Linked DNA regions of Homo sapiens: region 1 is linked to region 2. Evidence: chromatin loops called from intact Hi-C (ENCODE). Cell type or tissue: CD14-positive monocyte. All regions are shown on one strand. Each heading gives the region's core, and the rest is flanking DNA. Links, peaks and the distances in the headings are about the cores only.

Region 1 (2,921 bases), core at 109-2,608, 110 kb after region 2:
GGTCCATATTCATTCTTATATCATCCTCACAAGCACCCTTTAGTGTGAACAGCTGTTACTCCCCTGTAGGCACAGAGAAACTGAGGTTGACTTGCTGCTCAGTGAGCAAATAGTAAGCTGGGGCTTCTATGGCAGATTTCGGACTCCACTCCACTGCTGTCCTAGTGTCTCCCTAGCTGGGGAGGAGGATGAGCTGCTCCCCCTTGCTGCCCTCTCTGTGAGACCTTGGCTCGAAGGCCAGTGGTGGTGCCCCCGGGGCTCCATCCTAACAAGGTCTCTAAGTACACAAGATTCCTGTGTCCTGGCCATTAAGCATTTTTGCAGGGGTATGTAGAGAACAATTGTGTTCCTTGTTCTTGGAAAATTTAGTGTCCAGGCATTATCCTGTTTCAGTCTTCATTAACCCAGACATTTGTATTTATTTTGCTTCAGATAATTATCAGCATTAGTGAGTAGCTATCAGCTGAGACTCATTTTAAGGAAGAAAGCCTTTCAAAATGACCCAACAGTTAACAATTGTATATCTCCATTAAAACTGACTTCATTTTGCTTTTTAAAAAATAAAGCAAAGATCTCAGCTTCTTAAAGTGGAGAATTTTAATGCAAATGGCTATTTGACTGATAATCTCTTACTTTATTTTACACCGTGCCTTGAAGTTGACTGAAGTTACAGTAGCCTTATTTTGTTCCCTGAACTCCTGGACACAGCTGTCCTGCTCTGCCAGTGCCTGCCTGCATTGGGACGTATGGAAAAGAACAAGTACTTGTGAACATGTGGTCAGCCCATGCTGAGAAATCAATGCAGGAGGAAGCTTTTCAGTCTACCTGTGTTGAGAGAACCACAGCCCAGCTGTGGGTTGCAGATCAAAAAAGGACCCTATTCAGTGTGGTGAAAATAATACTTAGCAAAATGTTGAATCAGGTTCTATTTCCTGCCATGAGCTCAAATAATGGAATCATGTGAGCATGCAGGTGATGAAGGACCCACAGGGAAGTGAGGCAGGCTGTGTAACCCACGCACAGCAGGGAGGAAGGCCACTCCACCTCCCAGGGAACGTAGTGAATTGCCTGTAAAATTAGCAGTATTGAAAAACCAAAAACTCGTTCACTAAGAGAGAAAATAAATACTGATTGTAACCATGTCCAAGAAATCTGGACACCTCCCCCATATTTGATCATATTTACACCCATAGCTGCTACTCTCACCCACATGTTGCCTTCACGTCCTATTTGAGTCATGACTGTCAACTCTGAGATGCATCGTTTCTGTTGGCACCTTAGTGCACCTGAGGCTTTCTCCATGCCTCTAGGGCTGTTTTCATTTTGGTGTCCCCCTGATTTGCTAGGTGAAGCCCAGATTCACCAGCACAAGCACAAATCCTGTTTTGCACCCTTGCTGGGAAGTGGACACAGGAGCAGTTGCATCAGCCAGCAGCCTTCGTCTGCCCTACTGAAAGGAGCCATTCGTTTCCTCCCTGAGTGAGGGAGAGCTGCTCAGGAGCCCAGCTGCAATAAGGAGGCCAAGGAGGGCCTGCTGATGACATGTGATTGAGATTCTGACTGTATCTGCTCAAGTCTAAAATGACCACTAGGGTTGGGTTTTAGTTTCAGTTCAGTCAATCAAACCGTTGAATCATAGAGGAAGAAGAGCATTCAAGCCTGTTGATTGATGAGTCATTCAAGTAGTTCTGAGTAGACATTGCCAATGGCATCTTGCTTTATTCTCAGGAGATGTGGCTTGGAGGAAGAATGCGCAGAAGTGTGGTAGACACCAGGCCCCCAAGCCAGGATGCTGCTTGGCTCCTTTGAACGTAGAAGATGGATTACACTCGTTTACTATTTTAATCTAAGCATAAAGTATAAATGCAGTCACTGCTTAGTGTCACAAAGGCTTGTGATTAAAGAACACACAAAAAAAAATTAGGAGAGAGTTCTAAGCTGGAAAGATGGTGCTGGGATATAGCCCTTCTCAAATCTGAACTTCAAGAAAAACAGATAGCCCACACCCATACCCGCCGGGCTTAGAAACAGTACATGTGCCCTGAACTTCCTACAAATGCGGTGTTGGTTGTTTTCCATGCCACATTGAATGTTTCTTTTTAATGAACACTCAGATTTCCCATCCTTCTATTTCTCATTCCCCAGACCACCTGGATCAAGAGACACATTCAGACGCTAGAATTGAATGTAACATGAACTAAGGTTTAGGCACAGCATATTGAAAGCATTCATTGGAGTGGGGAAGAGAGATGGGGTTTCTCGGTCACTCACCTCCTACCCATAGACTTCTGTTTTTCTCTGTAATGAATTTGAGGGAAAAAAAAAAAAAACTGTTTCCCTCACCTCCACTCCATTCACCCCACCCACCCCATCCAGTAAGGCCCATCTGATTTGGCTTCAAGGCAGTGAGAACCCCTGGCTGTGTCATCCTGACTGAAGCTGGCATGAGGTGTAAGCACAGGGACCTACTCTGCCAGGGTGGGAAGGGACAGCCCCTGGCTGTGGTCAGTGAGTTGAGGATGTTATTGAAATGACATTGAAATGGAGTGATCATACCGGAAATGCAACTGGGAGTCACATTTTTAAATCCTCTTTGATTTGAAAGCATCCCCAGAACTGGTTTTAACCTAGCTTCACATCTGTAGGACTCCTGGTTCACCACCTCTTGGAGACAGCAGGGACCAACTAGAATGTGGGTGTCTCCTGTTCCACCTTCTCCTCCCAGTGCAAAAGACTCTAAAACAGGGAAATAGGGAAAATATGAGTACAAACAGTGTCCTGCTAAGAGACGAGAAAATCTCTCTTTTCCCTTCCCCCTTCCATCTGCTCCTGACCTTGCATGCTCCTCAGTGGTATAAAATACATTGCTGAACCTATAAATGCAGACCATTCAAGTCAGGTTAAGAAAATCTAAATGGGAT
Region 2 (2,921 bases), core at 234-2,733:
ACTGGGGCCCCTCCCACTCTCATCAGCCTGTGGACCTTTAGGAGGTGGTGGTAGATGTCCAGGAAAGTCAAGATTTTGCCTTGCACCCAACGTGTTTTTCTACATTATGCTGTAAAATTTACAAATATTCAGCAAAGTTGAAATAATTTTACAGGAAGCATTTATGTACAAACCATGGAGATTCTATCAACCTATTACTGTACCTGCTATATCACTATCATATCTATGGATCTGTGTATGGAACTCACCCATCCATTCACCTTCTCTTTTTGATCCATTTCAAAATAAACTGTAGACATCAGCACATTTCTAAATAATTTAGCATGAGCGTCATTAACTACAGTTACATATTTAGTTATAGTTCTTCTTATGTTGAATTTACGTACAATAAAATGCACAAATCTTAAGTGTACATTCACTGAGTTTTGACACATGCATAAACCTATGTAACCAAACTCATATTAAGATACAGATCATCACTCCAGAAAGTTCTTTCATGCCCCTTCTTGGACAATCTCACTACGCAGATACAGCCACTCTTCTGATATTTTCCCACCACAGATTAGTTTTTCTATACTAGAACTTCACATAAACAGAACCAGGCAGTATGTACTCTTTTGTAGCTGCCTCGTGAAATTGGCATAATACTTTTTGACATTCACCCATGTTGTTGTGTGTATTAGTTTGTTTCTTTTCATTATTGTAGTATTTTACTTTATGGATATAGTAGAATCATTCTCTTATGGATGAATAGACACCTGGGATGTTTGCTGTTTCTCACTTCTGTGAGTAGAACCGCTATGAGCATTCTTGTATAACCTTTTTTGTGAGCATATGTTTTTATTTCTCTTAGGCAATTAGTAGGAGTGAAACTGCTAGATCATAGGGTATGTGTTCATTTATTTTTATCAGAAACTGTGACAACATTTTGCAAAGAGATTTCACCATTTTACACTCCCATCAGCAAGCATGAGAGTTCTGGTTTCTCCAGATCCTGGGCAACACTTGATGTCAGTGTACTTAATTGTAGTCATTCTGGTGGATGTATAATGCTACCTCACTATGGTTTCCGTTTGCATTTCCCTGATGTCTAATGATACTTATTTTAATTTAATTTAAACTTTATTTAAAAATAGAGTCATTTGGATCTTCTTGTAAAATACACAGTTACAAGGAGGTTGCCTTTAGCAATGTTTCTATTTTTAAAGAAAGTCTGCACACTCTACTGCACTGGGCAGGCTCCTAGACCTACATGACATGTGACTCACATGACTCAGCGAGTGGGTGAGATCCCCTTCCTGCAGCACGTGCAGTTCACAATCTCAGGTGGACAAACATGTTCTACAGTCTGAATTCCAGGGAAGCTAATTTCCAATATCAGCCCCTGGAATGACTAAAACATACTTTTCAATAATATATGAAAGCTTTTTACATCTTTCATTAAATAGACTGAGGCAGAAACCCAAACTTCTTAAAGCCCAGATTCAGAATAAACATTGACATCTTTTAAATGTCCCGGTAATTGGCATGTAAATACTTTCCTCTTCCCTGTCTAAATGGAGGGTGATTATTAATTCAGCACTTGGCATCTCAAAAGCACTGCGTCAATTGCTTCTTAACGTTTCTCTCGTGCCTTCTGATTGAGCAACAACAGCCACTTGGGTTTTTTTTTAGTTAATATGAATTTAAGTTATTTGAGTCTTGTAATAACTTACTTCCTCAGGAAGTGGGGAAAGGGGAGGGCAAGAGGTGGCTGTGCTATGGGAAACCCTAAGTGTGAATTAACCCTTCCCCTGGTTGTCTAGGTTATCTAAAGGTTCATGGTGGGTCCATAAAATTGGCATGAAATAGAGTTTCATGATGAAAAGCTCACGAGCTTTTAATTGTGAACTTGGTTGTTTTGAGTCTGTGCTTACCTCTCTTAACTCCTCTGTGCCTCAGTTTCCTCATTTGCCAAATGGGAAAGATGGGAATTGCTGCCTGCTGAAGAAAGCTACCATCTCTGTAGCACATCCTCCCCTGTGCTTGCACACAGCCCTATCACTTCCCTCCAGGGTGCCTCTTGCTTTAAATGCTGATGTTCCCCAACAAAACCTGAGCTTGACTGAGTTCTGCCTGTGTGACCTTGAGCAAGTTACCAAATCTTGCTAAGCCTCAGTTTCCTAAACTCTACATTGGATAATTATAGTATTCTAGAATTATCGAGAAAATTGAATAATTCACAGCAGATAATGAACACAATTCCTGATATATAATATATTTAATAAGTATTATTAATTGATAAATATTTTGTAATAGATATATTTGATTATTAATATCCAATTATAATAATTATAATAAATGCCCAGCAGTGGTTATTATAAACTCACTTGATAGAGCTGTATAGTGGTTGAGTTATTATTATAAACTCACTTGACAGAATTGTATAATGGGGGCCAGGCACAGTGGCTCATGCCTGTAATCCCAGCACTTTGGGAGGCTGAGGTGGGCAGATCACTTGAGGTCAGCAGTTCAAGACCAGCCTGGCCAATATGGTGAAACCCTGTCTCTACTAAAAATACAAAAATTAGCCAGGCACAGTGGCATGTGCCTGTAATCCCCACTACTCAGGAAGCTGAGGCATGAGAATCACTTGAACCCAGGAGGTGGAGGTTGCAGTGAGCCGAGATCGTGCCACTGCACTCCAGCCTGGGAAACAGAGTGAGACTCTGTCTCAAAAAAAAAAAAAAAAAAAGAATTGTATAATGATTGAGTTATACATGAATTGTATAATGGTTGATTATACTTGACAGAAATTACATTGCTGTTAACTAAGAAAGACTATGTAAAATATTGAACACTACTTATAATACAATAGTAAGTGGAACAATTAGGAAACCAAATCATCTCTATACCACAAGGACAACCACCTAGAATAAACT

Evidence for each region. Peaks named below come from ENCODE experiments on the same cell type or tissue, not always from the same donor. Only the 100,000 strongest peaks of a DNase experiment are listed, where the experiment ranks them.
Region 1: a loop joins it to region 2, with 3 times the contacts of the local background. A loop is called at or near these places in 3 of 110 quality-filtered maps.

The regions. Positions count from the first base shown.
Region 1 is chr2:111,099,341-111,102,261 of GRCh38, forward strand. All of the region lies in intron 17 of ACOXL (acyl-CoA oxidase like), which reads left to right. ACOXL-AS1 (ACOXL antisense RNA 1) reads right to left here. Exons shown (of 4, transcript NR_122074.1): 3 at 2,557-2,736; 4 at 1-1,803. Among named protein-coding and RNA genes, the nearest start is that of ACOXL-AS1, 15 kb to the right of the region's middle. RefSeq lists an enhancer at 1,763-1,812. In CD14-positive monocyte, for the core only: CTCF peaks have their summits at 1,558 and 1,782; a DNase peak (open chromatin) is centred at 1,611; H3K4me3 peaks cover 507 bases; H3K27ac peaks cover 583 bases.
Region 2 is chr2:110,992,785-110,995,705 of GRCh38, forward strand. All of the region lies in intron 13 of ACOXL (acyl-CoA oxidase like), which reads left to right. Among named protein-coding and RNA genes, the nearest start is that of ACOXL-AS1, 120 kb to the right of the region's middle. In CD14-positive monocyte, for the core only: no CTCF peak of the experiment used is centred there; DNase peaks (open chromatin) are centred at 967, 1,277, 1,677 and 2,037; H3K4me3 peaks cover 1,506 bases; H3K27ac peaks cover 2,011 bases.